Regions from separate parts of the Mus musculus genome. Here region 1 is linked to region 2. The links are chromatin loops, found by intact Hi-C in ENCODE. Cell type or tissue: heart. All regions are shown on one strand. Each heading gives the region's core, and the rest is flanking DNA. Links, peaks and the distances in the headings are about the cores only.

Evidence for each region. Hi-C counts contacts between places; a loop is a spot of excess contacts. Peaks named below come from ENCODE experiments on the same cell type or tissue, not always from the same donor. Only the 100,000 strongest peaks of a DNase experiment are listed, where the experiment ranks them.
Region 1: a loop joins it to region 2, with 3 times the contacts of the local background. A loop is called at or near these places in 3 of 42 quality-filtered maps.

What each region holds. Positions count from the first base shown.
Region 1 is chr4:41,344,333-41,352,664 of GRCm38, forward strand. Ubap1 (ubiquitin-associated protein 1) reads left to right here and starts at 4,664. Exons shown (of 7, transcript NM_023305.3): 1 at 4,664-4,899. It overlaps Gm26084 (a small nuclear RNA gene), which reads right to left and starts at 1,619; the gene lies at 1,514-1,619. In heart, for the core only: no CTCF peak of the experiment used is centred there; a DNase peak (open chromatin) is centred at 4,699; H3K4me3 peaks cover 2,219 bases; H3K27ac peaks cover 2,170 bases.
Region 2 is chr4:41,272,050-41,280,381 of GRCm38, forward strand. It overlaps Ubap2 (ubiquitin-associated protein 2), which reads right to left and starts at 3,086. Exons shown (of 29, transcript NM_026872.1): 1 at 2,991-3,086. In heart, for the core only: no CTCF peak of the experiment used is centred there; a DNase peak (open chromatin) is centred at 3,352; H3K4me3 peaks cover 3,449 bases; H3K27ac peaks cover 2,012 bases.

The DNA.
Region 1 (8,332 bases), core at 308-8,307, 72 kb after region 2:
GAACACAGACTGTTCTTCTGAAGGTCTTGAGTTCAAGTTCCAGCAACCACATGATGCCTCACAACCACCTGTAATGAGATCTGACGCCCTCTTCTGGAGTGTCTGAAGACAGCTACAGTGAACACCGGAGCAAGCGGGGCCGACTGGAGTGAGCAGAGGTCCTGAATTCAAAATTCCCAGCAACCACATGATGGCTCACAACCATCAGTATAGCTGCAGTGTACTCATATACATAAAATAAATAAATCTAAATAAAAAAGATTATTAATTTCAAGGGTTGAGGAGGTGGCTCAGTGGGTAAAACCCTCGATGCACAAACACAAGGATCCCCAGACTCCACGAAAGAGCCATGAAAGTCAGGGAGAGATGACATCTCCCTGTACTGCCTATCACTCTCTTAGAAAGCAGAGACAAGTGCATTCCTGGGATAAGCCTTCAATGGACCCACATACATGCCAAATTGTGTGTATGTATAACACACACACACACACACATACACACAAATGTGTGCACCTTCAACTCATTATATAGTCCAGGTACCCTTACATTTGTTCTGGAATGTCAGGATTATATGTGCACCACCACACCCATCTGAGAAATTGTAGTTAATATAATTTCCTATACATTGAGTCAATCCTGTGGAGAGTGTAGTACACACCAAAGGCTCCAAAGTCAGCCAGCCTATGGAGGTCTGGGCTTAAGGATCAGCATGGATTGTTGGCAGAGTATAGAAGTACACACCTTCATCTCAGAGTTCAGAATTTGAGAATTTAAAGCCAGTCTAGGCTACCTAGTGAGTTTAAAGACACTATGTATCATTAAATATATAGCAAAACTGTCACAAATATGTATATATATGTGTGTGTCTGTGTGTGTACATATATAACATATTTACACAAATATGTATATATATATGTATAAAGTTCTTTTTTTTTTTTTCTGAGACAGGGTTTCTCTGTATAGCCCAGGCTGTCCTGGAACTCACTTTGTAGACCAGGCTGGCTTCGAGCTCAGAAATCCACCTGCCTCTCCCTCCCAAGTGCTAGGATTAAAGGCATACGCCACCACCACCCGGCTATAAAGTTCTTTTTTAAAAAACGATTTATTTTATTTATGAGTACACTGTCATTGTCTTCAGACACACCAGAAGAGGGCATAAGATCCCATTACAGATGCTGTCAGCCACCATGTAGTTGCTGGGAATTGAACTCAGGACCTCTGGAAGAGCAGTCAGTGCTCTTAACCGCTGAGCCATCTCTCCAGCCCAACAATTAAATTTTTAAAACTTGTTTTTATTTATGTGTATGTATGTATGTTTACTTGTCTGTATGTACACCATGCATGTGTCGTTGTCCATGGAGACAAACAGGAAGAGGGTGTTAAATTCCCTGGATCTGGATTATAGGTGGATGTGGATTTTGGGAACCTAACTTGGGTCTTCTGAAGAGCAGCCAAGCAATGTTATTAATGGTTCAGTCATTTCTCCAGCCCCTGAACAGTATTTGTATTAATGAAAAATTATTGGAAAGAGTGCTTTATGAATATGCCTGACATCCTTGCCCAAGAACCATGCTAATTTCTGTATCATTCCAATTTCAGTATATGTCCCGCCAAAGTATGTGCATCATGCATCTTTTTTTTAAAGATTTATTATTATTAGTTTTTAATTATGTGCATGTTTGTGTGTAATAGTATCTTTTACTCACCTGATGTAATTGTTGTCTCAGAGGCTTACTGTCTCTGTCTGCCTCTGGACAATCTAATCTAGACCTGGAATGTTTTTAGCCTCTGAGACTTACTGCTGAGCAAGCTCACCCTTTCTAGTTCTTTCCAAACTCTGGCTGGCTGATTCTGGCTCAAACTCCTCTCCAAGCTGTCTGATTTTCAGTCTGGCTTCTCATTTCCCTGCTTGGCCTCACATGAACTTTGGCAGAATGTTCTAATCTTCTGGTGCCTTGCTCTTCTCTGGCTCATTCTGTCTTCACCTGTGACTGGCTTATTCTCCCTTCATCCTGTCCCCGAAAAGCTCTCCGGATAAAACTGCCCCTCTCTCCTTCTTCCCTCTCTCTCTGCACTTCCTCTTATGTAGTTCTCTTTCCTCTCTCTTCTTATGAGAGATGAATGAATCCTATTTGATTAGATCTTCCTCTGATTTGTCCCTTTGTCTGCCACTCATTTAGACTTCACTTTCAAACATGGCTGCTTCCTTCCATAAACAAACTTTACCTTCATTGCTTGGGATTTCTGTACTAAGGGTGTGTCTGTATTCCAGCCAGTTGGATTAAAGGTGCTAAGGCCTGAGTCACACCAGAACCAGAACCAGTTCCCCTCTGGGTACTGAGAAGTGAACCTGGGTTCTCTGCAAGAGAACTTCCTTAACCAGGGAACCATCTCTCCAGCCCTTGTTTACTTCTTTGTAAAGGCAGGGTCTCACTCTATAGCCCAGGCAGGCTGGCCTGGAACTCACAATCTTCTAGCTTCAACTTGACTTTTTTTCTTTCTTTCTTTTGTGGCCTTGGCTGGCCCTGAGCTCATTGTGTGGATCAGGCTGGCCTCAACCTCACAGAGGTCCACCTGCTTCTGTCTCCCAAGTGCTGAGGTTAAAGACATTGTCTTGGTTCTCTTGTGTCTTGGTTCAACTTTCTGAGTGCTTTTGCACCCATGCATCATCTGTATCCCAGTACTAGGAGTATTTGATCTACAAAAAGTTCTGTATTTATTGAGTGAGTTAAAGTCTATGTGTTTAAGAGCACCAATATATTACATATGTGCATCTTACCTCGTTTCTGATTCCCAAGCTAATATTCTCTCCACACCTGTCTAGAAAGTTATTGTTTAATTAATTAGTTTTTGTTGTTGTTGTTGTTGTTGTTTTTGTTCTTGTTTCTCTGTGTAGCCCTGGCTGTCCTGGAACTCACTCTGTAGACCAGGCTGGCCTCGAACTCAGAAATCCACCTGCCTCTGCCTCCCAAGTGATGTGAATAAAGGCATGTGCCACCACTGCCTGACTAATTAATTAGTTATTTTGCCAGCATTTTAAGGCCAGTTTGGCCAGTTGAACTTATGTCTTTTGGCCAAACATGGGCTCTATCACTGAGTTGTACTATCAGCCCTATTTTATTTATTTTTATGGAAGGAGTAGTGTTTCATGTAGCTCAGGCTGGTTTTGATGTCTCAGTATGCAGCTGAGAATAACTGGAGCCTCCTGTCTTAGCCTCTCAAATGCTGGGATTATAGATATTTGTTCTTCTCTTGTGCTCCAGGAAATTGCAGTTTCTCTTAATAAGAGATTGGTAAGAGCCTAGTTTAAACCAGATACAGTGCTGTAACTCTTGATCCCAGCACTCTGGAGGCAGAGATGGGCCGATCTCTGTGAGTTCCAGGACAGCCAGTATTAAATATTGCAAGTTTAGGACCAGTCTAGATTACACAAGACCCTGCTTCAAACAAGAGAGTCAAACACACACACACACACACACACACACACACACACACACAGACGGAGAGACAGACAATCACACAGACTCCCACAGGCATGCATGTGTGCGTGTACGTGAGAGACAGACAGAGAGAGAGAGAGAGAGAGAGAGAGAGAGAGAGAGAGAGCTGGAAAATCTGACCATTTCCTTTCTGTATTGCATGTTGTAGTGAAGTCTCTCCTGAAGCTGCCCAAGTTCACTCCTACTCCCTAACGTTCACTGCTTTCACTTTAGTGTAGAGGTTCCCCCCCCCCCCCCCCCCCCGTGTGAGCCACCCACTTATTATGGCCACTTTCATTCTCCAGAGTTCTGCTTTGCTCACTGGCCTTTCCACAGATCTGTTAACTAAATACAGATAACCAAAAATTGACAGTTTGCTGTTCCTTGCTCACCGTGACCCCCTCCCCACAATGTTGCACCCAGAGTTAGAGCCTCCTCATTTTTCAAAGCTCAAATACCATCTTGTCTGCTACATAAAATCTGGAGACAAAACAGGCTGGAAAAGTAGACAGGGCAGTGCATTGTGTTTTCTCCAAAGCACTTTATGTCAGCTAAGGATGCTTGTCTAGGAGGCCCTGGGTTTGATCTCTAAGCACTTTCCATACCAGTAATACTCTTTGAGTTTTACTAGAGTCAACTCTCTCTGATCTTATTTCTTCCATTGATCATGAAATTTTAGAGAAAAATATTAATTTAATCAAATTATAAATTCTCCATGAGCCTATATCCAATACACAGAAAGCAGTGAAGGCTTGGATTGTGTTTCGACTTTGAATGCACTGGATATTAAAATTGAAGAGACATTTATAGTTACTGTTTAACCAATTTATTTATAAACTTGGGTCTAGGATATATGAGACCTGTTCTGAAAAACAACAAAACCTCAAAATAAATGGAGAAAGTGAGACCAAAGAGTATGAGACTGGTCTACGAGTCTGAGAGGGTTTCTAATTTCCAAAGAGGATTCGCGGCTAAGGCTTTGGGCGTGTCCTCGCCTTGGCCGCGCCTCTTATCCCGAGTCTTACCCTCTCAGTGACCCCTCCTTTCTTCTTCCCCTTAGGGTCCGCAGGGATCCTTCAGTAAGGAAGCTCCCGGTTGCAGGAACCCTTCAGCTCTGGAAGAGGGATTTAGTTACGTCACTGTCGGCTCCTCCCATTGGTCGGGGCGGGTGGGGTGCGGCGCCATGATGTCAGACGCCTAAAGGGGCGGAGCGTCGAGGGGAAGGAGGAGGGAAGTAGGCCTTCAACATGGCGGCTGTGGTACTGGTGGTGGCTACGGTGACGGTCTGGCTCGGGGCGGGTAGAGTTGGAAGAGGTGGTGTTTGCTCTCCCTAGGGGCAGCGGGAGCCCAGCGGAGACTGAGCCCGGGAGGCCGGGCGGCGCCAGCACCTTTCAGCTTTCGGGACAGCAGCGGCATTCAGGTGAGGGGGCCTGTCTCTGGGGGAGGGGGAGAGGGGCGGAGTTGGGGGAAGGGGCCGGTACGGGGCGACCGGGAGGAGGGAAGATGGGGACCGGGCGCCCAGGAGCCTGGAGGGATGAAAGGATCTGGAGTAAAGGAGCGGGAGGGAGGAAGAGCCGGACGACGACCGACGACTCGGGGCGGATTCTGGGCGAAGGGTCAGAGTGACGGGACCGGAGTTGAAGGGGCGGAGGGCGGACGGGATGCGGGCAAATGAGTTCGGATTAAGGGGACTAATTCGCTCAGAAGACAGGCTCAGTGGAAATCTCGAGCTTGAGGGAAAGATTTCTCTCAGTGGGAGCTAGAGCCGGTCCAGGAGAGGAACCCCGATTTAGTAAAGAAGGTAGCGCGCTGGGGAGTTGAGGGTGAGCTTGGGATGTGAGGATTTAGTTATCTGAGCGAGAGATGAGGGAGAGAAATCAGACCAGGGGGTGACTGCTTTGGGGGATATCTTTGGCATTGTGTGGTCTTCTCTAACTGTCTCATCACTGTGGTCTTCTCTAGATTTTTCTTCCTTTTTTAATTTTCTGGGCGATTACCTGGACTATACCCCTGGGTCTCAGAAACAACCCCGTGTCTTTCTTTTGAGGCTAAGCATTTCTCTTGACCAGCGATCCCTCACCTTTGTGTTGTTGCCTCGTGTTTTTTGAGTTGAGACTTAGAAATATAATTATTTAAAACAATTTTGTATTGAACTGGAGTGAGATTTTGATACTTTTTAGACAGACATCATAGAGTGTTGTAAACTCAAATTCTGTTCACATTTTCATGGATAAAGTGTTTTGTCTTCTCAGTTGTAATTGTTAGTATTTGGGAATTTGAATAAACATGGTGTGTGTTACCTGAATTTTTTTTTTTTAATTTGATGGTATAACAAGGCATTTCGTTTTCATTGATAAATAGGTCTTCTAGGGGCGAGGAGAGAAGGTTAAACAATTCAGAGCACTCATTCTTGCAGAGGACCCAACCAAGTTCAACTCTCAGTTCCCACATGATATCTCACAGTCATCCATAACTCCAGTGCCACCTTTTGATGCTCCTCTGCTAATAGGCAGGGATGTGGTATATATACATACATCATGCAGGCAAAACACTCAGATATATGAAATAAATCTAAAAGCGTTTCTTTTTCTTTTTTTGGTCAGTAAGCTCAGCCCCCCCCTTTTTTTTTTTTGTAAATTTGGAGACAGGTTTCTCTGTGTAGCTCTGGCAATCCTGGAGTTTGTTTTGTAGACTACGCTGGCTTTGAACTCTCAGAGAACTACCTGCCTGCCTCTGCCTCCCAAGTGCTGGGACAAAAGGAATGTACTACCCACTGGCTTATAAAAATTGCTCTTTCTAGTTAATATCCATGCTTAGTTAAACTGAACGTTTCTGTATTAATGCAAAGAACACAAAAGTAAGAAAAGAATTACCTAACATTTTAAGTGAAATTTTGTAAGTTTTTGTCTCTAGTTCATTCTATTCTGTAACTTATTGAAAGCCTACTGTGTCTTTCAGTTACTGAGACTTAATTATGGGAGCAGGAGAATTAGTGTTTTTCTAGTAAATGTCCTTGCCGCTGCCTAGGAGATAACTAACCTGCTCATTGTGGAAAAAGTATTAATTTATAAAAGTTAAAGTATCTGAATATAAAACTTCCTCAAATTTTACTTTAAACTTTTCTTTGTATTTAAAACTCTACTTTATCATGATGTTTTATGTGTTTTTGCTTCCTTTTTTCCTTTAGTTTTATTTTTTTAGTTAATTTACTTACATGTGTACGAGTGTCTTGCCTGCATGTCTGTGCATAGAAGAGGGTGTCCCGGAACCTAACATAGTTGTAAGCTGATGTGTGGGTGCTAGGACTTGAACTTGGGTCCTTGGAAGAGGAGATAGTACTCTCAAACTTTGAGCTATCTCTCCAGCACCTCCCCTCCCCTCCCCTCCCCTCCCTTTACCTGCTGAGCCAATAGTAACACTGATAGTAGGCCTTTCTTTTTCTTTGGTTTTAATTATATGTAGATGTGTGTGTCTGAGGTGCATGTACACATGAATTCAGTGCCTGAAGTCTGATAGTCTTACTTTTTATTGTTTGTTTTGGTTTTTGTTTCTAGGGTTTCTCTGTATAGCCCTGGCTGTCCTGGAACTCACTCTGTAGACCAGGCTGGCCTTGAACTAAGAAATCTGCCTGCCTCTGCTTCCTGAGTGCTGGGATCAAAGGCGTGCGCCACCATGCCCGGCTAGTCTTCCCTTTTTTTTTTTTTTTTTTTGCTGAGATTTGAACTCAGGACCTTCGGAAGAGCAGTCAATGCTCTTAACCGCTGAGCCATCTCTCCAGCCCCCTAGTCTTCCTTTTTAAAGATGTAGTTTGATTTTATATTTATGGGTCTTTTACCTGTATATAGGTCTGTGTATCATAGTCATGCCTGGTACCTATAGAAGCCAGAAGAGGACATCAGATCTTCTGGAACAGACAGTTGTTAGCCTCCCAAATGGGTGCTAGGAATTGAGCCTGGGTCTCCTAGAAAGGCAGCCAGTGTGTATTTGTTTTTTTTGTTTTTTTTTTTGTTTTTTCGAGACAGGGTTTCTCTGTATAGCCCTGGCTGTCCTGGAACTCACTTGGTAGACCAGGCTGGGCTCGAACTCAGAAATCTGCCTGCTTCTGCCTCCCGAGTGCTGGGATTAAAGGCATGCGCCACCACGCCTGGCTGTTTTTTTTTTTTTTTAAGATTTATTCATTTTTATTTTATGTGCATTGATGTGCCTGCATGTACGTCTGTGAAGCTGCCACACCTCCTGGCATTGAAGCTACAGACATACAGATAGGTATGTGCTGCCATGTGGGTGATGGGAATTAAACCCAGGTTCTCTGGAGAAGCTGCCAGTTCCTTAAACTGTCGAGCCATCTGCCCAGCTCCAGAACAGCTAGTGTTTCGACTGACATTAGTCCAGGGTCCTGGTAATTTTAAGAAACATGTTTCTCTATTTCTGTATTAAATGCTTTTTTTTTTTTTTTTGAAGCAGGGGTTTCTCTGTGTAGCCCTGGCTGTCCCTGGAACATTGTCTGGCTCCAAATACTTACTTAAAACATATAAAAGCTTTTATTGATGGTTTGTTTTGAGACAAGGTCTGACTGATTATGTATTCAAGGCTGGCCTTAATTTTTTTTTTAAAGATTTATTTGTTATATGTAAGTACACTGCAGCTGTCTTCAGATACACCAGAAAAAGGCATCAGATCTCATTATAGATGGTTGTGAGCCACCTTATGGTTGCTGGGATTTGAACTCAGGACCTTTGGAAGAGCAGTCAGTGCTCCAGCAACCCTCCCCCTCCTTCCTTTTTTTTTTTTTTTTTTTTTAAAAACAGACAGGGTTTCTAAGTGTAGCCTTGGCCTATGTCTTGAACTCACTC
Region 2 (8,332 bases), core at 93-8,092:
AAGAAAGAAAGAAAGAAAGAAAGAAAGAAAGAAAGGGAAAGGAAAGGATTTCTTGGTCAAAACTTGTAAAACTTTACCTCAAGCTCTTTGGTGACAGTTTCCTTTGACTCCAAGTTCATCTCCACTCCCCATTTTACAAACAAAATAGCTACAACTCTTATCAGAAGATGAGCATGGCAGCACTTGGACTTATAGAGACCCGGACTGCAACAAGTTTGAGGCTACTCAATGAGTTAGAAACCAACCTGGCTACAAAGTAACACATCAAAGCTGCACTCCCAGGCTGACCCTGTTTTAAACTAAAACAATTTCAAGGCTAACAATGGAAAGTAAAATCACTTTAGACCAGTCTATATACTGCAAGTCGGGATTCTACTTTCTAGATGCATTTATATCATTAAGGGTAAACAAACAGCAAACCTAAAAGGAGGCCAGAAGAGCGTGCCACATGCCTGTCCTCCCAGCCCTCAGGAGACCAGGGCAGGCGGATTTTGAGGTCAGCCTAGCTATGTATCTTGGCTAAAACTTCACCTCAAATGTGCATTCATTGAAATAAATTCACTCTTGTAGCCATGTTCTTCCATCATTTCTCCCAAAACAATAAAATTTACTCAAACTAATACTAAGAGAGACCCCTGATGAGTACTTGAGTCACCTGGAAAGGGAAGTAAACAAAGCAGTTCTAAAGGAAGTTCCCCACGGCAGACCCTGGCTCACCAATCCACATTTAGAGTCCAGAGGAAAGCAGAGCAGCTGGAAGCTGCCCCGAGAGCAATTACCACAATCCTTCCTCATGGCCTCATCTCTGCCATGTTACTACTTCCACCCATATTTCAAACAAAACAATCTCCCTCTCTCTGAAATGTTTAGTTTTTGAAAGTCAGAGGCAGCAAGGAAACAAACGGGGGAGGGGTCAGAAGTGTGGGAAACATAAAGGTCACCCACTGGGAGTGAGGGGAGGATCAATTACAGAACTTAAATGACCCCTAAGTAGGAAAAATCAGGCAGGAACATAATGACAGCAATCAAGTGTAGAATGGGAAACTAAACCTTTGCCCAGTAAGACAAATCTCATAGCAACTGGAAAAGGGCCCTAGCCAAAAGGCCCTGAAGGCAGACAAGATATATTGGACCACCTCCAAAGAGTAGAATTTCTCTCCTAAACTAGGTAAAGAGCACACCAAAGAACCATCCCGATGTCTAAGCTACACTACAGGAGAACTTAGGCATGATAGCCACCTCCCCTCTGTTGGTTTATTTACTGTTTTAGTGTTGGTTATTTGAAAAACCAACTCTTAAAAAAAGAACAGGCACCAGATGGTGGTACCTCATGCCCTTAAGCCTGGCACTCGGGAGGCAGAGACAATCTCTTGAGTTCAAGGCCAGCCTGGTCTACAGAGCAAGTTCTAGGACGGTCAGGACCACACAGAGATCCTTTCTTGAAAAACTTAAGGGAGGTTAAAAAAAAAAAAAACTAAACAACAACAAAAATAAACAATTCAGAGGGCGTATTAGCATGCCCATTAATAGGAGAAAAAAAAAGAAAAAAAAAAGCTTAAAAACTTTACAATAGAAGATATAAATATAAACACTATTCACTGAAAGAGAGAGAGAGAGAGAGATCATTGTAACCAGGCACAGTAGTGTTTGACTGTAATCCATGCAAACTGAAATCCCAGCATAGAAAGACTGAAGCAAGAGGTGCATGGTGACTCATGCCTTTAATCCCAGTGCTTGGGAGGCTGATGCAGGTGGATCTCTATGGGTGCAAGGCCAGCCTGGTCTACAAAGCAAGTGGGGGACAGCCAAGGTTGTAACATGAAGAAACCCTGTAAAAACTATCGAGCGAGCGAGCGAGCTAGAGAGACTGAGACAAGAGGCTCTCAAGTTAAAAGCCAGCCTTGGCTAGGTAGTGCAACCCTCTCTCAAAAACGCCCTCCCAAAAAAAGGCATGCTCTTCAAATAAATGATCTCTGGGTACCTCATAGAATCACCTAAAAGCTCCAATTGTTACTGTACACAATTGCTGGAGAAAAGTAAAGAGTAGGCAGACTATGCACCTTGGAAATAAAGTAGAAAGGCGTATTAGTGGTAGTAAACTACGAGATTATGTTAAAGCAAAAAACTGCAGGAAGACTTCCAAGACCAACCCAAAGAGAAAACACGAATCCTAAGTGGTGACAGTTGACATGCCTGGGTAACTAAACCTGAAAATGCAGGGGGGAAGGTGGGAGAGCTGACTATGCCTGGGTAACTAAACCTGAAAATGCAGGGGGGAAGGTGGGAGAGCTGACTAGGAAAACTGAGCTGGAACGCACCAGGCTAAAGAATTTGTTTGAATTTCTAACAACGCTTTACAGTTCACAAGCACTCTTACCTCACCTTAAAGAATAAATAAACTATGACACCACCAGACTTCAATAGGGCATGAAGAGGAAACTCACAGAGTTTCAACTAACACCAAAGACCACAGTAATGAAAAGTAGTAAAATTGAACTATGCCTTCAGATTAAGTGGGGAGAGACTAGAGCGCAGAAGTTGGGCACTAAGACCAGTCCCAGGACAGGCGCCAGACTAGAAAGCTGAAAGGTGGTCCGGATGGGGCGACAGCGTGGCGGAGGAGCTCCTGCCAACGTGCAGGGACCGAGGTGGGAGAGAAAACCACACCCTCCAGGATAAAAACCCAAAGGGGGGGGAGGGGAAGGCGCCCCCTGGGGCTGGGTGGGGCCGGCCAACTAGGATGGGGGGTGGGGGGTGGAGCAGGAAGCACAGGGCAACCTGAGCGGGAGAGGAAAGAGAGTGCTCAGGCCTGGACACACTACGGAAACATGAAGCCAGCGAGGGAAGCTCGGCCCGATCCACCCGAGTAGACGCTGGGGCATCCCAAAGGGGGCTGGGAGTTCAGAAGACCTTAGCCCAGGTCCAGAAAGCATACACTGCAAGGTTCAGGGCCCTGGGAGGCAGGATGAAGGGGACCGGGTGACAATTACCGCTGCTGCTCTCGTTGGACTCGGGACCCGCCGCCGCCGCCGCTCGTTACCTGCCAATGTGCCTCTTACAAAGCGGCGGCGGCGGCAGAGGCGGCCCTGCCCGTCACGTGATCCCTACGTCACGGGAGAGGGTGGAGCCAGTACTTGAAGATTGAACGGGGTTACCCGGCTGGCTAACACAGCTCTGGGAGCTGAGCGAGAGGAACTATGTGGAGGCGGCGGAGATGGTGACATTGCTTGTGGTCAGAATTTCAGGGTCGTACTATCCGCCGCCTATAGAGAACCCACTATTAAAGCGTGCGGTCGCGCTATGATGACCTCAGAAACACTGCAAGATGCTCGATGCGTGCGGCTCTTTCGTCACGTGACATGGTGCAGCCACTCAAAGCAAGCCTGGCTTCTAGACGTTTTGAGGGCGAACTACAACTCCCAGAGTGCTGCGCGGCAAAGGCACTCTCTACGACCGCCTTTTCTCAGCGTGCTCCTAAGTACAACTCCTGATTCTGACTTATTCGAGCATCTTATGGCTAGCTTCCGAGTTAGTACCAATGGGTGCCACCTGCCAAGCGAACCAGCGTGGTTCCTGCTGGGAGGTGTAGTTCTGGCGGAGAGTGGGTCTAGCTCCCACGTTGCGAGGCTGGCGCTCCGCCCTGCCCTCTGCGCGGGAAAACGCCAACCGCCAGCTGCTGAGCCAGACACCCAGAACGTCCTCGGCTGAAGGCCACGAGACTTCAATGTAGTCAAATGTGGACTGCTTTCTGCATTCCCAACTCTCTTCTGCAGGAAACAACTACCATTCCTTGAACGCCAACGGGATGTTAGAGGTGTTCTAGCCCAAAAGGCTACTAGTATCGGACCGGTTTTGCAAATAGGAAAGGAAAAGTTATTTTCTGGCATAAGAAACCTAAATCAGGTTTTCCTTGTTGAGAAGTTACCTGATCCACCTCTTAGTAAAGATGTTAACCTCAGGAGATTAAGCAAAAGTAATGGAGTTTTGTTGTTTTTTGATTTTTTGAGACAGGGCTTCCCTGTTTTGGAACTTGCTTTGTAGACCATACTGGCCTCAAACTCACAGAGTGCTGGGAGTAAAGGCACGTGACACCACAGGCCGACTCAAATAAAGATTAATCACTAGCATATCTTTAAAAAATAAATAAATAGATAGATGTTGCGCTGGAGAGATGGCTCAGTGGTTAAGAGCACTGACTTCTCTTCCAGAGGTCCTGAGTTCAATTCCCCGCAACCACACGGTGGCTCACAACCATCTGTAATGGGATCCAATGACCTCTTCTGGGGTGTCTGAAGACAGCACAGTGTACTCACATACATTAAATAAATAATTTTTTTTTAGATGTTTAAAACACTTTAACTCCAGCCCAGACTAACCTAGCCTTATTGTGCAGTACATGGTGACCGCTAACTCTCAGCAGTCATCCTGCCTTGGTCTCCCAAATGGTGGTATTTCAAGGATTATAGACAAGAGTCACCCACCATGCCTGATTAATATGTATTTCAAATATATACATATATACCATTCATATATATATAGATGTTTTACCTGTATGTATATATGTAGCACATACATGCCTGGTCAGAACATGGGATTGGGTCCCCTGAAATTGGAGTTAGAGATAGTTATGATCCATATTCTAGGTGCTGGAAATCAAACCAACATCCTCTGGAAAGACAATTGCTCTAAACAGCTGAGCTATATCTTGTTAAAAATTATACATTTAAACATAATAAACCAGCACTCGGGAGGCAGAGGCAGGCAGATTTCTGAGTTTGAGGCCAGCCTGGTCTACAAAGTGAGTTCCAGGACAGCCAGGGCTATACAGAGAAACCCTGTCTTGAAAAACCAAAAAAACAAAAAAAAACCCAAAAAACAAAAACAAAAGAACACACATAATAAAATGTGATTATGTGGCTATTGTCTATGTGTAGCTTATTAGGTTAGATACATCCACAACGTTGGAATTAAGAGGTTAATTAGTGGTGGTGTAAGCCTTTGTTCCCAGGAAGCAGATGCAGGCTGCCTAGTTTACAGAGCAAGCTCCAGGACAGCCAGGGCTACACAGAGAAACCTGTCCCAGGAAAGAGAAAGAGATTATATAAAATGTCTGCTTGGTAAACAATAAGCCCTCAACAAACAAAATTATGTTCAAACCCTATTTGTACCCATAAGGTAAGGTGCAGCTGGTTTAAGCAAGATGGAAAGGGAATTTTCTTATACTGATGGGGGTTCAGTGCTAATTACTAATTTGCTAGTTACTAATAGACTTGATCTCTTTAACCTACTTGGCTAGACAATTGAAAATTTAAACAGTCCGGCCCAGTTCAAGGGAAACCTTTGTTTTTCTGCCTGAATTACAGAATGCTCAGGCTGTACCTGTAACAAAAAGAACGTATTATCCTGATTATCCATGTGTAGATCTATCTTATCTTTCTTGGCCAGTGACCTACTAACATTGTGTTGGGTCAGTTCAGTCTCTATGTTTTCTTGTTTTGTAGAAATGTATGAGAAAATCAAAGATTTTTAAAAAATGTTTTAATCCACTATTGAAAGTCAAAGACTTAGTCAGGCAGTGATGACACACACCTTTAATTCCAGCACTTGGGAGGCAGAAGCAGACAGATCTCTGAGTTCAAGACCAGCCTGGTCTACAGAACCAGTTCCAAAACAGACAGGATTACACAGATAGTCTCTGTCTCAGCAGAAGAAGAGAGGAAAAAAAGGAGAGAGAGAGAGAGAGAGAGAGAGAGAGAGGAGAGAGAGAAAAGAAGGGAGAAAGAGGGAGGGAGAAAGAAAGGAAGAAAGAAAGAGAGAAAGAAAAGAAAAGAAAGGGAAGGAAGAGAGAGAAAGAAAAGAAAGAGGGGGGAGAGGTGTATGCCTTAAATTCTTGCCTTTGTAGTAGGCAGGAGGCTAGCCTAGTGGTTATAGCTTTAATCCCTTGCAGGAAGAGGAAGGAAGATCTCTGAGTTAGAGGTTAGCCTGATCTACAGAGAGAGTTCCAGGACAGCTAAGGAAGGCTACACAGAGAAATCTAGGGGTCTAGCTATGCGGGCTGTATGTATACAGTAACATATTACTGCGATCTCTAAATGAGGAAGGTAGAGGCAGATGGTTCAAAAGGAGTTCACCTCGACCACACAGCAATTCGAGGCAGCCTGGACTGCAGGACATCTGTCTCAAAAGGAAAATCAATAGGTAGAAGGAAAGAATAATAAAAAGATATGGAGACTCTGGGTCTTTTTACTTTTGTTTTATTTTGATATGGGGATTGAACTTTGTCGGGCATGCCAGACAAGCTACTACTGTGTTCTGTCCCCAGCCTGAGACCCAATCTATTTAGACTGAATTGGGCCAGCTCATTTAGTATATCCATAAACCACCTGGTCTCAACAACAATAGACTATGATTATTTTAATATTTTTTACTTTTTTTTTACTTTTTTTTTTTTTGAGACAAGGCTTCTCTGTGTATTCCTGGCCATCCTACAACTTGCTCTGTAGACCAGGCTGGCTTTACATTCAGAGATCCTTCTGCTGTGAGCTGCCACATAGGTGCTAGAAATATAATCCTGGCCAGGCATGGTGGCGCATGCCTTTAATCCCAGCACTCAGGAGGCAGAGGCAGGCGGATTTCTGAGTTCGAGTCCAGCCTGGTCTACAAAGTGAGTTCCAGGACAGCCAGGGTTATACAGAGAAACCCTGTCTGGAAAAACTAAAAAAAAAAAAAAAGAAAAAAAAAAAAAAGAAAAGAAAAGAAAAGGAAAAAGAAAAAAAAAGAAATATAATCTTGGTTCTCTGGAAGAGTAGCCAGTGCTTTTAAATGTTGAGCCATCTCTCCAGCCACAATTACTTTGTTATTTTTAATTATGCATGTGTATAAAAATGTGCACGAGTGTCTGTGCCCCTGGAGACCACAGGCATCAGATCCCTGGAGTTAGAGTGGCAGGTGCTTGTGATACACCTGACATGAGTACTGGAAATTGAAGCGAGTAGAGCCAGAGAGTTGGCTTAGCAGTAAAGAGCACTGGCTGCCTTTTGAGAGGACCCAGGTTTGATTCTCAGCACCCACATGATAGCTCACAACTCTTGTGTGCTAAATGAAAATAAACGAGCCTGGGAGACGATGGGTTAGCAGATATTCCAGACAGACATTCTTGGCAGGGACATTGTGTGAGCCTCAGGCAGAAAAGAATTCAGTTTGTCTGAAGGGACAGTGCTTTGAGACTCACTTGTCATCTGTGCAAAACTTTCCTGTTTGGTTTCTAAGATTCTCCAGATGTTACAGCTGGAAGAAATGTGATCACAATGAGTAATCCGGGGCACAACAGTATCCGAGGAAGAACAGAGGGGTTCACCAACCTGCTCAGTATGACTTTGACTTTCCTCCAGACAAATGCAATCTCCCAGCAGTTTGAGACCTGTTCCAGGCCAAAGAACAAAGGGAGTACACCTGTTTTCATCTTAAGGCATTTGCAAAACCAAATGCCTGTTAGTTAAGGATAAGCCACGATGCTCTCATCTTGTCTGACAATGAGCTCTACTCTTGGGAAGAGTGTGAAGTGGGTCATTCATGTGCGGAATGAGCTCTGAACTCTTCTCCAGCTCCCTTCCCTGGTAGGAAGGAAACAATATTCTTTTTTTAATTTGTGTGTGTGTTTCTTGATTTCTTTCTTTCTTTCTTTCTTTTGGTTTTGTTTTTTTGAGTCCTTGATCTCACTATTTCAACCATGCTGGTCTTCGCCTACTTAGGACGCCTAGTGCTGGGGCTAAAGGCATGGGCCACCATGTCCAGCTTTGTACTGTTTTGAGACAGGATCTTACTTGGCAGGCTGAGTGGGCCTGGAACCATCAGCAATCCTCTAGCCTTGGTCTTGCAAATGCTGAGATTACAGGTGTAGAACCACTTACTTGAGGAAAAGAAAAAGAGCTCCACTGAGGGCTGGAGAGATGGCTCAGTGGTTATGAGCACCGACTGCTCTTCCAGAGGTCCTGAGTTCAATTCCCAGTAACCACAAGGTGGCTCACAACCATCTGTAATGGGATCTGATTGTTGTATGCTGGCCCTTGGCCTACTTGAACTGGATACACCTGGGAGGCAGGCTGGGGCTGAAAAAGACTTAGATGGCAAGAGAGATAATGAAGCCAAGGCGATTTCCTGTTCAAGGCTCAATGTTTATTAGCAGTCTGTGCTTATAAAGTGGGAAGGTCCATCCCCTGCCATGCCAGGCTTCTTGATGTTTTGTCGCCAAGTTGTTAGCACTCAGTCTGCCAGAGCCCTTACCAGTAAGTCACCAATTTCACAGGTAGTCAGCTATCTCAGGAACATCTTG